Regions from separate parts of the Homo sapiens genome. Here region 2 is linked to region 1. Evidence: read pairs that join two places in POLR2A ChIA-PET (ENCODE). Cell type or tissue: Panc1. All regions are shown on one strand. Each heading gives the region's core, and the rest is flanking DNA. Links, peaks and the distances in the headings are about the cores only.

The links. ChIA-PET counts read pairs that join two places held together with the same protein. Peaks named below come from ENCODE experiments on the same cell type or tissue, not always from the same donor. Only the 100,000 strongest peaks of a DNase experiment are listed, where the experiment ranks them.
Region 2: POLR2A ChIA-PET joins it to region 1 with 6 read pairs; 2 of 35 experiments call an interaction of 5 or more read pairs at or near these places.

What each region holds. Positions count from the first base shown.
Region 1 is chr16:77,479,530-77,487,701 of GRCh38, reverse strand. The region is part of intron 1 of LOC105376775 (a long non-coding RNA gene); the gene reads left to right. Among named protein-coding and RNA genes, the nearest start is that of ADAMTS18, 49 kb to the right of the region's middle. In Panc1, for the core only: no CTCF peak of the experiment used is centred there; no DNase peak of the experiment used is centred there.
Region 2 is chr16:77,410,080-77,418,251 of GRCh38, reverse strand. The region is part of intron 3 of ADAMTS18 (ADAM metallopeptidase with thrombospondin type 1 motif 18); the gene reads left to right. Among named protein-coding and RNA genes, the nearest start is that of ADAMTS18, 21 kb to the left of the region's middle. In Panc1, for the core only: no CTCF peak of the experiment used is centred there; DNase peaks (open chromatin) are centred at 3,211 and 4,061; H3K27ac peaks cover 4,207 bases.

The DNA of each region.
Region 1 (8,172 bases), core at 1,915-6,914:
ACATGGATGAAGCTGGAAACCATCATTCTCAGCAAACTAACCCAGGAACAGAAAACCAAACACAGCATGTTCTCACTAATAAGTGAGAGTAGAACAATGAGAACATATGGGCACAGGGAGGGGAATATCACACACCAGGGCCTGTCAGGGGATGGGGGGCAAGGGGAGGGATAGCATTAGGAGAAATACCTAATGGAGATGTAGATGACGGGTTGATGGGTGCAGCAAAACACCATGGCACATGTATAACTATGTAACAAACCTGCACGTTCTGCACAAGTTTCCCAGAACTTAAAGTATAATTTAAAAAAAAATGAGTAATAAAAAAAAGATTGTGACTTCTGTCTTGAAATTCTTCTCTTTCTTGGATTCTTCTTGTTTTCATGCTCTGATGATGCAAGCTGCCATATTGTGAGTTGTCTTAATGGAGAGGTCATCTAGCAAGGAACTGAGGGCCATCTCTGGTCAACAGCTGGCTAAGAACTGAGACTCTCAGTCTAATAATCCTCCAGGGACTGAATTCTGAAAAACAACCACATGGCTTGGACACCAGTGCTTCTCCAGTCAAACTTTCAGATGAGAACCCAACCATGGCACCTTGATTGCAACCTTGTGAGATCCTATACCCAAGGGCCCAGCCAAGCTATGCTGGATTCCTTATCCATAGAAACTGTGAGATAATAGGCCGGGCACAGTAGCTCATGCCTATAATCCCAGTACTTTGAGAGGGCTGAGGCAGGTGAATCACTTGAGGTCAGGAGTTCCAGACCACCCTTGCCAACATGGTGAAACCCCGTCTCCACTAAAAATACAAAAATTAGCTGGGTATGTTGATGGGTGCCTGTAGTCCCAGCTACTTGGGAGGCTGAGGTGGGAGAATCGCTTGAACCCAGGAGACAGAGGTGGCAGTGAGCCGAGATCATGCCATTGCACTCCAGCCTGGGCATCAGAGAGAGACTCTGTCTCAAAAATAAATAAATAAACAAACAAACTGTGAGATAATTAATATATGTTGTTTTGAGTCGCTAAGTTTGTGGCAACTGGTTTTGCAGCAACAGATACCTAATACAGTGATGTTCTAAGGTCCAGTGAGGCAAAAACAAAAAAACAAAAAAACAAAAAAAAAAACAAGTATGTATGATGGGAGAGAAGCCCCAATGTGGCCCAGTCATTGGCCAACTGCTTCCAGAGCTTTGAGCCTGATAGTTTTGGGCATGGCCCTGCTAAGACCTTGGCACAAACTCATCATCAACAACTCTGGCTTTTTGGAATATGGGAAAGAAGCTTCTCCTAAAAACAGTCAATGAATTCAAATATTTGCTCCAGCCCTCACAATCGTTAATAGGAACATTCTGTGAAATCTTCTGGGATCACAATGACATGGAAGAATCTACTTATATTTCAGCAAATATTACGATGAACAACAACTATCCACACCGGCCTAGAGAGTCAAAGCAAGGACTGAGCAGGTCAGAGAGAAGAGGAGGTTTAAAAGGAATATCATAGAGCTCACTCAGAAAATCTCTTTCCTACTGAATGTTTTTTGGGTCTACAAGAGTCTAAAGATAAATGATGCAATTAGCAGTGGTCTTTTTCTTTTTCTGTTCTGTTCTATCTCTAAAGTTCAGCTGAATGGATCACCAAGGACTCAACATGCATTATCATTAAGTGTTGAACTTTAAAGAAAACCAAAAACACAGGGAATGCCAAATCTTTTTTATTTCTTCCTAAATGCACTTCTGAACTTGCTAAAAGTATTGGGACTTTTTTCCTCCAAATTATGTTTAGTTCATATGTTAACACTTTAGTCAAGGTTTACTTAGAGTTACAGAGTTTGAATTTTGCCCCAAATGAAGCATTTGGATCTGAAGGTGTGCTTTACAAGTACTGCAAATGCTGAAAAGATTTCTGCCAACCTATACATGCTTAGTTTTATAAGTTGTATATATTAGGGCTCTGGGTAAAATTACATATGTAAAGCACTAAAAGAGATTCAGTGAAAAAGTGATAAACTTTAAAGCATCCTGAAAACCACTAATATTGAGCATCCGCAAAAAAATATTGACCATCTAAACTATAATAAATTATGCTCATTTTTATATCTAAATTATACTTATTAATATAATTTACTGGACACTTATACCAGGCACCTTGATGAGTTTATTTCAAACATCAGTGTTTCAATCATTCAATACAAATGTATTCTTAACCCCTAGCAGATAATAAAACGAGCTCTCAAAAAAGGTAACCATGTCATCTTGATCTTTGCTCTTAAGGATCTAGTGATAAGGCATAGAAGATACAGTAAAAACCATTAATGTGACAAGAGTCACAGTTCGATCCAGTTTTCCTGGTACTCCCTGTTACCTGGAATAATTCAATGCACTCCTTTTCACTCTCAAAAACATCCCAGTTTGGAAGATAATATTGTGTGGTCCACCCTAGCTGGGGTAGACAAGGTTCAAAAGTCCTATACGTGTGACAAGAATTATCTTTTGGTAAAATTGATCACATTTCATGCTTCTACTTAATGTAAACAAAAGTTGATCATCAAAATTTATCATTTAACTTACATATTGATAGTTTAGGTTCATTCTGGGGATTTACTCTACCATAAATTATTGGCAACTGTCTAATTCTCTTGACCACTATGTAAAATTAGTCTTGTTTTACCAAGGTCAAGGGAAAATAAGGTTTAGTCGAGTCACTTTTTCCAGCTCTGACAGTTTCCCAGTTGCCATGGATAATATTCATCCATTAGAAAGCATAAATATCTGCTTTCCTATATGGATATGATGACTATTGTGAATATCTAGGGAGGCAGCCTACCACCCACACTGCACTTTCTTTTACTTTTTGTTCCTCCAAGGAATAATTGTGAATCAGAGAATAACTCTATGGAAATCGGAGCTGAAATAGCCTATAAATCACACCTGTCATCGTATCCCCAAACTGTGGTTGATTTATGATACAACCTAATGCCTCACTGCCATGGCCACGCCATTCTCATGATATGAAATCACACAACACACACCATCAGGGAGTACTTAAAGACTGTACAAAGGGAGAAATAAAAACAAAACAGGATCAACACTGGAGAACACCGAGACACGTATCAGATGCAAACACATAACTGGAAAATCTGGGAGATGATGGAAATAAATGTTCACACTGTGGAGAGGCAGAGAGACAATCATTTGGACAGCACTGGATTATCTAAGCTAATGCAGAAGGAGGGTGGGGGCATGCAAATACTGGAATAATTGAATCTTATCTCCAGATACAAAGATACTTCCATGGCCTCATCCTCCAGCACTCTGAGTTGGTTATTTCCAAGCAGAAGAATGGTCAAGGTTAGCTCTTATCAAGGCTGGGTGAAAGTTCCTCAGTCACATTGGTAGCAAATAGGATAGGCGAAAGGAGAAAGAAAACAAGCATAGCAAGGGAAAGGAAAACTAGGAGAAGTGGGGCTGACTAATGGTTGTTTTCTATCCTTATTTAAGCTAGACACTGGAGATCTGGGGAGAAACTTGGGGAACTGCCTCATAGCCACGTCCACCCAGATTAAATTTGCAGAGCTCAGATTCAACTTCCAGAACCCATTGGCACTACCTTGAGAATGTGCTTCCTCTTATGAGTCAATATTTAAGCTTGTTCTCTGTGGAATGTCCTTTATTTAAAAATCTCCAAGTCTCATGTATTCCAGAACTCTATCTGGGGTTATTTTCTCAAATATTTCAACAAAGAGAGACAATCAATGACGAAGTCGTGAGAGAAGCTAATGTGAAACCTAATTGTCCTTCTTGGGGCTGCCATGAATGTTCTCTCCCTCCAGGCTATGACCAGAATCAGCTCAAAACTGTCAAAGCCGTGCAGAAATGGGAAAAGACAGAGAAAGGCAGGGATCTGGGTTGTGCTTGCCTTGCCAGGACAGCCCCGTGTCTTCCAGCAGCCTGTCCTTTCCAATTGTAAATGATTGCACTGGTGATGGTTATTAGAAGATGATTCCACACTTGTGGATCCTCTCCCTTCACATGTTCTGCCACTTAACGTGTTTCATTTTGTCTAGTTAGTTGTCATCACTTTGGGAATTAAGCACAGTCTCTGGATCAGACAGATGTTTATTGGATGGATGAAAAAATGGATAGAAGAATTTCTCAGGAAGATCTCAGGGCCGTCCCAAATTTGTGCTCACTTCACCACCAACTTGCTGTGTGACATAAATCAACTTACTTGCTCTCTCTGGTTTCCTCATATGTCAAAATGAAAATGCCTTTCAGTTGGTAATCAAATCCTTTCCTGCTCACATATCCTGAGCTCCCAGAATCCTGCTAGGTGGCTGTGTGGCAGGTGGCTTTCAAGCAAAGATTCATCACTTTTGTAGGGTTTCAACACCCTACAATAAGCCCAGGTGACACCATTGTACCAGCTGGGACTCAAGTAAGAGGCCTGCTCTTTGGATGTTGTTTATTGCCTGATTCACTGGGATGAGAAAAAAAAAAAACCACTAAACTCTTAAAAATTCTTCTTTCAAGAGTTCCCACGTATTCTTATGTGAAGGCAGTTTAACAGTATGGTCAAGACCGTATTTACTTTTGTAATTCCAACAGGTGCCACAATCTGAGAGAGACCAGTGGGAAAGCCAAAATTAGCAGACCTGAAGCCTAGAGCCAAGGCACAGAATGCAGGTTGTGAGAGTCAAAGACTCCCAGTATTAGAAAAGACCTGAGGTTCGCTAAGGTCAATAGCCTCACCCCAGATTGGAGACATCTTTCCTCAGTAGATATTCAACACTGGTTTGATTCTCCTCTGTGATGTTCAGCTCACTCTATGCTAAGGCAACCCATAATATTGTTAGAACCCTGAGAAAGAACACTGGTCAAATTCTCCTCCAACTCTACTAAACTCAGAGCCTGCCTTGTTTGAGAGCAAAAACAGTTGTGATGCTAGATATTTATAGGTTCCAGCATTTAGGAGTATGGGTTCTATAGTCAGATTGCGTGTGCTCCAATCCTGAATCAACCACATGTTAACTATATGACTTTGTGCAAGATACTGAACCTCTCCCAGTACCACTTTTCTCACTGCAAAATGGAGGTAATTATAGTACTCAACTTGTAGCATAGTGATGAGTTTTAAATAAGATCATGCACATAAAATGCTTAGTACAATGATCTGCAAAAACTAATAACATTTATTAAATACTATGTCTAGAACTTATCAACTGCCATTCACAAGATCCTCGTTTTCCTCTCTTTAGCAGAGAGATGATTAGAACAGACACCAAACCATGTCCTTGCGGCCACCAAACCATGTCCTTGCAGCCACAAATATACGAATATCAGGAAACGGGGCTGAGGTTAGAATGAGTAATGATTTCACGTCTCAAGTCTGCCACTTCCACTAGCTGGGTGTCCTTGTGCAAATCACTCTGGACATCAGTTTACCTGTCTGTAAAAGAGAAACTGGCTCACTCCCTTGAATCTTCCAAGTATATACAACTGTTTAAAACACATTAAATCTAAGCAGTAGTATAATTTTAAAAACTTTTAAAGTGTATACATGAATTTCCCCTGCGAAAATCTGATATATACCTTCTTATTCTACCCTTCCCCCAATACTCATATGCACCAAGTTCAAATCACTGCCCTAACAGGTCTCTAAGTTTCCTTTCCTAGCCTGAGTATTAGCCCATTATGCTTATGAAAAACAACCAACAGAAGTAATTACTCAAAAATTAGCATGGACATTTGTTCATCTGTCAAAAATAACAAGAAAATTGCGTTGGGAGGAACAGAGGTATAATATTTCATAAGCTCTTCCAGTGGTATATATAAAAATTAAATGAAAGTCAACATGCAGAGGGACAAATGCATGGTAGATCAGATTAATATTCATTATCTTAAAATGTTTGTGTACACACTGAACTATGGGGTATTCATATGACTTACCCCACAAAGAATTGAAAAATCATTAAACCTATAATGATTCTATTTGTCCGTAGAGTCTGCACTCATTTTCCCTTCTTTTCCACCTATTCATCAATGGCTCTTTTTATCAGGTTCTATTTCTCACCACTGCCCATCTCAGACTAGAAGTACAAAAGAAGTTGGCAAATATTTGAACAATAGGCTTCCTGGGCTGGATGACTTCTTACCTCCGGTCCCCCTAAGGCTGCATCTCTGCCCCAATTTCCTTGGCTCCCACCCTGAAAGGCAGCAAAAGGAAACAATAGCTGTCAGCCTGGGCCAAGCTATGTCTTTCTGAGATGCAGCTGAATAATCAATTACTGGGTAAGTGTATCTGAATTTCCCTGGCTGCCTTCCATATGTCTTTAAAACATCAAAGTCTACAGGAGTGGAGCAAGGCTGCACAACCCTCCTCCTGGGTTCCCTCACCATGCTGCCTCTCAGCCTGAGCCTCCAGTGGCAGCTCCTACCCTTGCCAGCTTCACCTGGCTTAGGCCATTTTTCCCTGCAAGGTGTCTGGAAAGAAACCATTGTTCCTTTCAAAAGGGAACTCCTTGGAAAGAGAGAAAGTGCAGACAACAACAGTTGGCAACTTTGTGGCTTGTGGCGAGGACAAGGAGCTGTGAGGTAGCTACTGTAGACAATTTTATTTTTCATTTTGATACATTAAATGGCTATATTCAAATAAAGCAAGTAGATGCAAACTGTGAGAGCCTTCTCTGAGAAAACAGCACCCTCAATGTTCTCAAGTTTCCATGTACCCAGAATCTACACAGTTAGGAAAGATTATCTGTCCTTCTGGTTGTTTGCAGAGTTTACTGTAAGACAAGTCAGAATATCAAGTGATTCAACAGAGGCACCTTGCCAACCATGAGAGCAAGCTGGGGAATAGTTTAAGAAACAGAAAAATTCTTGTCTGTGAAGATGTCCAGTTCTTTTGAGTGTTGGTGTGGATATTTATGTCACTAGGGAAAATGATGGCACAATCAGAACGTCTGATATGAAAGTGGTTGGCGGGCAGATCAGACAGCAGTTTGTGAGGGTTCACTTTCAAAACCAATACTGTTGGCCGGGCGCGGGGGCTCATTCCTGTAATCCCAGCACTTTGGGAGGCCGAGGTGGGCGGATCACAAGGTCAGGAGATCGAGACCATCCTGGCTAACACGGTGAAACTCCGTCTCTACTAAAAATACAAAAAAAAAAAAAAAAAAATTAGCTGGGTGTGGTGGCAGGTGCCTGTAGTCCCAGCTACTCGGGAGGATGAGGCAGGAGAATGGCGTGAACCCAGGAGGCGGAGCTTGCAGTGAGCCGAGATTGAGTGCCACTGCACTCCAGCCTGGGTGACATCTCAAAACAACAACAACAACAACAACAACAACAACAACATCAACAACAACATCAATACTGTTTATATAACAGGTTGCACACCCAGGCCAAAAGAAACCCTATGAAGATAATTTTCTAAGAGATGTGGATATGCATTTTATTTGCTTAGCTGAAGCTGAGGACTCAGACAGATCCATATGGAGCAAGTGGGTTAACACTTCCCAAAATCCTCAACCTAGTGAGGAGGGACCCAGACTTGAGTATTCTCTTCTGTAACATGGGAGCTATAATCCTACCCTTCACAGATGTGTATGGTGGAGGCAATGCAAAATGAGATAATCACTACCTGCCAGATGGTAGAATTTTATCTGTTTATTCTGGGCTCCAAGACAAAGTGATAAAATCCACTGAGTAGCAATATGTATTTAGAACAATCTTCCAGGGGAGGCTTTACCTTGAGAATGTATGATGACAGCTAATAGGTATGGAGTTTCTTCTGTGGGGAGAAAATACTCTAAAATTAGAGTGTGGAAATAGTGGTATATCCTGCAAATCTACTAAAAACATCAAATTATACATTTAAATAGGCAAATTGTATGCTTTGTGAATTGCACATCAATAAAGCTATTTAAAAAAGAGTGTATAGAAACAGTATAAAACTAACAGAGAAATAAAAAGCAAAACAGAAACAAACAAACAAAAGTCCCCAGGTCTTAGTGTGGAGATATACCAGACTGAATTGTTCTCTTTTCTTCTGGAGCTCAAAGTCTTGTGGGCAGCTACACATTTGCTAACTCGTCCAATAAACAGAGAGTTTTGCATAGAGAATGAATAGGAGTAGGGCAGTTTGACAGATACTGATAATCACTCCACAAAA
Region 2 (8,172 bases), core at 1,995-6,994, 70 kb after region 1:
GATTTCAGGTAATCTATGTTTGAGGTACTTAGCTGCTGAGACTATGTATGAATGGTGTGTGTGGGCTGGGAGTCGATTGGATGGCAGCAGAAAACCCATCTGGGAATGTTTTAATAGATGTGTATTTGCTTTTGAATTTCACAGCATGACAACCCAGACTCCTGAAAATGACTGGATCTCTAAAGAAACAGAGATGTATTTATAATAAAATTCACCCTTGCATTTTTATGAGGAAAGGGGCCTAACCACGTGGATGTAGATTTGAAATGTGGATTCTGTTTCTGGGCTTTTGCAGTTGACCTAAGACCAAAGTTAAATGTCCTCTATATTCTCTTGACCTGTAAGAATAGGAGCGATGAGCTGTTCTGAAAATGAAATAAGGGATGTTTCCTGTGCTTTGCAAATGTGTGCCCTTGCCTGAGAACCTTGGAAAGGTGTATTAGGTTTTTCTATCTATTGTATGTAGTTGGGCCACTTACACTTTTTTTATTATGATGATGATTATTATTATACTTTAAGTTTTAGCCTAGTGCTAGATGATGAGTTAGTGGGTGCAGCGCACCAGCATGGCACATGTATACATATGCCACTTACACTTTAGTTCTTTTAAAAATAGTCGCCATACTTGAAGAGGCAAAGAGCTCTTTTGCAATTGGATTGTTAGATGTGGAACCTAATTCTTCCATCTGCATAGACTCACCAGCTGACCTAATCATTTAACCTTTCTCTGCCGTCCCTTCGTTGAATAGACCCATCAGCTAACAGTGAGTAGTACACTGGCATTTATATAATTAGCAGCATGTTCTAAATTTCTCAATATCTTTATAAATATATAAGGTAAGCAAAGTCAAAGTCACTTTGGGCTTGTGTTTCTAGCTGCCAGTAACTAACAACTTGACATTTCTTTTTCTTTTCCCTCTATGCCTTCTTCCATTCTCCCATCCATCCACCCACACACCCACTCACCCACCCAGCTATCCACCCACCCACCTATCCTCCCATTCACACTTCTAAAACATTTTTCTCAGCCTACTGTATGTCTTCACATTATGACAGACTATAAGAATGCCAAAATGATAGTTTGATTCCTAAATTCTTGGACATTTCAATGTGAGGGTGAGCAGTAATGATGTCATAAGGATGCTGCAACAAAATTAATATTACAGTTAAGGTATGTGCAAAGGACCCTGGGAACACAAATAAGTGATGAGACTGATTTTTAAAGGGCAAGCAATGTAAGCAACTGCCTCTGTGCCCTTCATGATATATAAATACCGAGTAATCTTATGCTCAAGGCCATGTAAACTTCATTGCTCCCAGGTCAGTTAAAAACATGCGCAATTCTGACCACTTCTTACCACTGCTGCCATCACTGTTCTAAATCATTCTCATCTCTCACCTGGATTCCTGTAGCAGCTTCTTCTCTAATGACTCTTTCATCTCTTCTGTCCCTTTAGTCTATTCTTCTCATAGTGGTGAGATGACTTCATTTTCCTCTTCTCTACCAGCTCATGGCTTTACATTGAGCATAGTATATGTATCAGTCTGTTCTCATGCTGCTAATAGACAAATTACCCAAGACTGGGTAATTTATAAAGGAAAGAGGTTTAATGGATTCACAGTTCCAGATGCCTGGAGAGGTCTCACAATCATGGCTGAAGGCAAAGGAGAAGCAAAAGCACATCTTACATGGTGGCAGGCAAGAGAGCTTGTGCAGGGGAACTCCCATTTATAAAACCATCAGATCTCCTGAGTCTTACTCACTACCATGAGAACAGTATGGGGAAAACCACCCCCATGATTCAGTTATCTCCACCTGGCCCTGCCCTTGACATGTGGGGATTATTACAATTCAAGGTGACATTTGGGTAGGGACATAGCCCAACCGTATCAGTATATAATCCAGATTTCTTACCATGGCCTACAAAGTCCCTTGGATCTAACTTCCTATCTCTTCCATTATTGTGCATGCCACTGAGCTCTTCCACTGGGCTCCACTGCCTTTCAACATCCCCAGATGTCCTACCTCAGTGACTGCACTTGGAATGCTCTTCCCCCAGGTATCCATCTGATTATTTCTTCCCTCAGTTCCCTATGCAAATACTGTCATTCCAGAATGGTCTTCCCTGACACTCCCATCACTCCCCAACCCCCTTCTCTGCTGTAATTTTCTTTATATTATTTATTGCCCAGTGCTTGACTCACTTGTTTATCGCCTAGCATATTCTGCCTTCCACCTTGAATATCAGCTCCATGAGGGCTGAGGCTTTATCTCTGCTATTCACTGCTGTATTTCCAGTGGCTGGAATCATCCCTGGCAAGTAATAGGCACTCAAACGTTTGTTACATGAATGTATGTAATTATCCTGGCAATTTAGAAATAGATAAATTATTTCTATGTTTGAAGTGCTTCATACATTGGATATTTCTCATTTTTTCATCCATTGGGAAAAACATCAATGGCGTGTCTTTTATGTGGGGACTCAAAAATGACAGTGGCCACCTCTGATTTTTTTTTTTTTTTTTGCCTACCCAGCATTCATTACTCCAGTCATCTGATAACGTTGAAGCTTTCCTTAAGGATCTACCCTCCCCACCTCTTCCTCAAGTCCATGCAGTCTGTGGGAAGGTGACATGTTTTACATACTGACTAGTCAGAACATCAGATATCGTTGACCTAGAGTAGTTGGTTCAGAAATAAACAGGCAACAAGATCGGTGCCAATAAAAATCAAATTCTGGGACACCTGGGGTTAGCAAAGAGGATGGAAGATAATCCCAGGGTTGCTGGCAACCATCTTGCCCCCTGAGAGTAGGGTCATCATAGTGGTGATATGCAGCTATGCCTGAAATTAAAGTACTGTGGGTATCTTATGCATAAACCCCTCTCCACTTTTCTGTTAATCTAGTTTAACTTTCATTTCTGACATTTTGAAATGAAAGTCCAAACTATGATAGAAATGAATGAGTTATAGACACTTTCCGCAAAGAGCTCCTAGTCTCATAGAGGAAGCAGGCAAGCATAGTGCAATAAGCGCATTGAGCATATACTGGCTGACAGGTAGACGCAATGGGCAATTTGCCTACACACTTCATGAATCAACATTTATTGGGTGCAGTGCCCACAGCACAGAGTATTATGGCATCTAGCATTGTCAATATTTGTTCCTCACAGTGCATCTTGGATACATTACTGGTCTTGTTGATTCACTACTTTCTATGTCAGTTGTCTTGTTATTACTCACCTCTCTGTGTCTGCCAACAATAACTGCAGATGCTTTTAAAGTAGTAAATACAAGTGAGCACATTATGTGCCTGTCTGAGCAGTTGGAGGGAGACAGAGGCTTCATGGTTGGCTTAGAGGATGACTTCACACTCTATAACCATTTTTAATTGATTTCTTTTATTTGTTTGGATGATGACATGTGGGGTAATGATGTAAACCAAGAATTCTTATTGATGGATTACCATTGCTCAACCTTCATATGCAGTTCATTTGTGTCTTTGAAGATGTTTATTTGAATGAATCTAATTTTAGTATGCAGTAGATCTTTATTTTTAAATAATGACAACAGAAGTTTGTTTTATTCCCCCATGAAATCTCCTATTTCTTTTTTGTGATGTGTGGAACTCTACCATCTCTTTGCTTCAGGCTAGCGCTGTACAGTAGAAATATAATGCAAGTCAACCGATATAATTTTAAATTTTTTAGTAGCCATAGGAAAAAATAAAGCAAAAAGAAATAGGGAAAATTTATGTTGGTATTATATTTTAATCCAATTCCTTAAAACTGGTATTTCAAAATAATAATCGGCAAAAATTAATGAAATACTTTTATTTTTCACATGAGTCTTCAGAGTCCAGTGTGCATTTTATACTTAATGCACTTTCAGTTCAGACGAGCCACATTTCAAGTGTCCACTAAGGGCTGCTGTCTTGGGCAGTACAGGTATAGCCATTTCCTACCCTGAAGTTCCCTAACAGATACAGTGAAAGCAAACAGGTTGAGTAATAGTCCCTTTGTATTGACTGGTTTGCTAAAATTGTTTGTCCTTCAAACAGTAGTTTCAGAGAATATGCAGTTTTCAGCTGAATACTCTGATGTGGACAGGTTGATATTTTGGTTTGGAGGCACTTGGCCATTATATACTTACGTTGGTTCTGTTTCTCTGCAGAATTCTGGCTAATATGCACCCATTATATGGGTCATATAGTTTCTATGCAGAAATTTCTATGTCATCATATTTCTATGTAGTTGTATAGAAAACTGTACAATTCTGATGGCAAAAACTGAATTTAAAATAGAGACTAAATTAAATGTTTCTTTTGAAGATAAATGAAATAGGCCATGTTCTGAACATTTTCAGAACGTACATGTTGATTTTCTTCTAATTATGTTTGGTTAAAACTTGCTAGTTTAATTAACTTTTGCTTTTTTTTTTTTTCAGATGGAAACCTCTTTATTAAGTGTCAGCCTTATGGTTTGTTTTTGTAATAACTTTCTTAGTTATACTAAATAGCTATACTAAATAACATATTTAAGTATACTAAATAACATATTTAAGTATACTAAATAACATATGTAGAAAGCAAAGCAATTATAGTTTTAAAAATATCCATGGTCAGGAAATTAAAACCCAATGTCCCACTATTATAAATTTCCCTCCCTAATAGAGGGGTTGAGTGACAAAAATAATTCAGAGCAGTGGGCATTCAAAAATAAATTGTATCTGACTTGAGGTCACATTTAGTGTATCAGAAATTTTAGTTAACCTGTATTTCTACTCAAATGGATTTGAACAAATTTTCCTTGCTGGTGGCAATGCTAGCACTGAAGCAGATAATTTCCACAGAAAGGCAGGAGAAGTCACCCCAGGAGTAAGGTTTTTCTGCACTCTACCCTAGAGGTGGTTTCTTCCATAGCTGGAGAGTTAGAGCCTGTCTTTAGTTTTAATGTTTTATTCCCTTGCTGAGTCCTGGTTTCCTTAGGCCCAAAAAGTAGGGGAGGGTTTTCTCAGGAATACTTGAAATGAGGAGCAGGTCAGGTGGCCTTTATTCTACAGAAAGAATTATCAGTTTAGGGAAATAGCAGTGGGTGCTCTTCAGGTGTGACTCCTCTGTCTATTCTTGTTGCTAGGATGAGCATGAATGGGTGCATATTAGCCAGAATTCTGCATGGAAACAGAACCAACAAGTTTTTTTTTATACATATAAATGTATATGTGTGTGTGAGTGTGTAAAGAAATGCATTATAAGGGCCAGGCATGGTGTCTCATGCTTGCAATCACAGAGCTTTCAAAGACGGAGGCGGGAGCATTGCTTGAAACCAGGAGTTCAAGACCAGCCTGGGCAACATAGTGAGACCCTGTGATATGGTTTGGCTGTATCCCCACCCAAATCTCACCTTGAACTGTAGCTCCCATAATTTCTATGTGTTGTGGGAGGGACCTGGTGGGAGATAATTGAATCATGGGGGCATTTTCACCCATACTGTTCTTGTGGTAGTGAATAAGTCTCATGTGATCTGATGGTTTCATAAGGGGTTTTCCCTTTCCATTGGTTCTCATTCTCTCTTGCCTGCTGCCATGTAAGACGTGCGTTTCACCTTCCACCATGATTGTGAGACCTTCTCAGCCATGTGGAACTGTGAGCCCCTTAAACTTCTTTTCTTTTATAAATTGCCCTGTGTTGGGTATGTCTTTATTAGCAAAATGAAAACAGACTAATACACCCCATCTCTATAATACATGAAAGAAATAAATCAGCTGGGTATGGTGGCATACTTCTGTAGTACTAGCTACTTGGTAGGCTGAGGCAGGAGGATCGCTTGAGTCCATGAATTGCAGGCTGCCGTGAGTATGATAGTGCCACTGTACTCTAGCCTGAGTTACAGCGAGACCCTGTCTCAAAAAAAGAAATTTATTATACTATTATAATATTATTTGACTCATGCGTTATAAAGACTGAGAAGTCCCAAGACTCGTTGAGAAGATGGAGACCCAGAAAAGCCAATGGTACGAGTTACAGTCTGAGTTAGAAGGCAGCAGAAGATGCATATCCCAGCTCAGAGACAGAGGGATTCTTCCTTACTCAGTCTTTTTGTTCTATTTAGGCCTTCAGTGGATGAATGAGACCCACCTGGTGGATGAATGAGACCCATTGGGGAGGGCCATCTGCTTTACTCAGTCTACTGAATCAAATGTCTGTTTCACCTGGAAACACCCTCACAGACACACCCAGAATGATGCTTAAATCTTTGGGCACTGGCTGGGCTCGGTGGCTCCTGCCTGTAATCCCAGTGCTTTTGGGAGGCTAAGGCAGGTGAAACACGAGGTCAGGAGTTCAAGACCATCCTGGCCAACATGGTGAAACCCCGTCTCTATTAAAAATACCAAAAAATTAGCTGGGCTTGGTGGTGGGCACCTATAATCCCAGCTACTCAGGAGGCTGAGACAGGAGAATCGCTTGAGCCTGAGAGGCAGAGGTTGCAGTGAGCCAAGATTGCGCCACTGCACTCCAGCCCAGGTGACAGGGCAAGACTCTGTCTCAAAAAAAAAAAAAAAAAAAAAAAAAAATTCTGGATACTCTGTGGTCCATCAAGTTGACAAATAAAATTAACCATCACAAGGCCTTTTCACCATTCAATGGTAAAGTTGACTTTGCACCTCTTCATAACACACTCCAATTGTGTTTTCACATTTAGTCATGTGCTTATTTGAATAATGCCTGTCTCCTGTACTAGATGGCTAGTGTCATGAGTGTATGAACTCCAAAATAATGATCTATTATTAAATATTTTTAAAGTCCAAGTCTATCTACTGACTCATGAAATATGTCTCAAGCGCCAAGCAGGTCCAACCAGAGAGTATCCAGAAAGCAATATGGCCCTAGTGGTCCTGCAAAAAGGCGTTGGCATGAGACTGACTCCAGCATGTTCTTTCATACAGAATGCCAGGAAAGGTCTTGCTGATGAATTGACAGAGACCGGGAGATATATATATGTCAGGGAGCCAGCCATGTGGCTATGATCAGGAAGAGCACCCCAGCAGGATGGCAGCGAGTATGAATGCCCTGTGGCAAGGTGGAATGATTGGTATACTCCAGGAACCCAAATACTCAATAAGCATCAAGCATCACAATAAATCATTGCTGCCATACTACTCTGTTCCACTCATCACCTAAAACAGGTAGTCAGTTGATATTCATGTTTCATTGGCATTTGCGGGAAAATGAGGGTTTCAGTTGGAATAAGTGAGCCAATGGAAAAGATGTAATGGTCTTCCAAAACTAGTGAATAAACAGGGAGTATCTGAAAGGCCAGAATGTTATATTTTTTGCCACACTGTGAAGTTTGATGATAAAAAGGAAGGTTTTAGAATGATTTGTCGCACTAAATGCATTTCTGTTGCCATATTGGCTGGGTGCTAGAAGGGGTTCCCAGCTACCTGTACTCAGTCCTGGGTCTGGGTCCAGCTCATTTCTGAAAAGGGACATCCAGTGTTATTAGTTTCTCCTTTCTAATGCTCAATTTTATTGTTCTTATACCATCGGTTTCTCAGCAGGGATTACAACAAGCAAGGGCGGTCTCTGGCTACCTGCCAAGATGGTAGGGGGGTCGAGAGACTTGGTTTTAGTCCCAGGACTCAACAAATATTGTGTTCTTGTGCAAATTATTTCCCGTTTCTAGGCTTCAGTTTACTCATTTGAAGATAGGATTAGGGATGCAGTTCTCAAACTGCCATCTTTAGTGTACCTCCATAGGCCTTATTTGGAGTGCTTGATAAAAATTCAGATTCCTAGGCCCCATTCCAGATCTGTTGAATCTGTATTTTCAATAAGCATGCTAGAGGATCCTCATGCTCACCAAATTTTGAGAATCAGTGAAATTTTTTAAAAAAGATGAGGCCTAGTCATACATTTAAACATTTTTGATTCTTTGTAGGAATTTTTTTTTTTTTTTCAAATTTGGGTTGCAACCAATTCTTGGGTCATAAATCAATTCAGTTGGTTATGACCAACATTAATAAGAAAGAAAATATCATAGAGTAACATAAAATAGAAGAGACTACATCTGATTGTATAATATCTAGGAAGAATGGGTATTCGTAAAACTTTGTAGTGTGTTTGTGCACTGAGCCATGTTATAAAATGTGTGTGGGTGTGTGTGGTAATT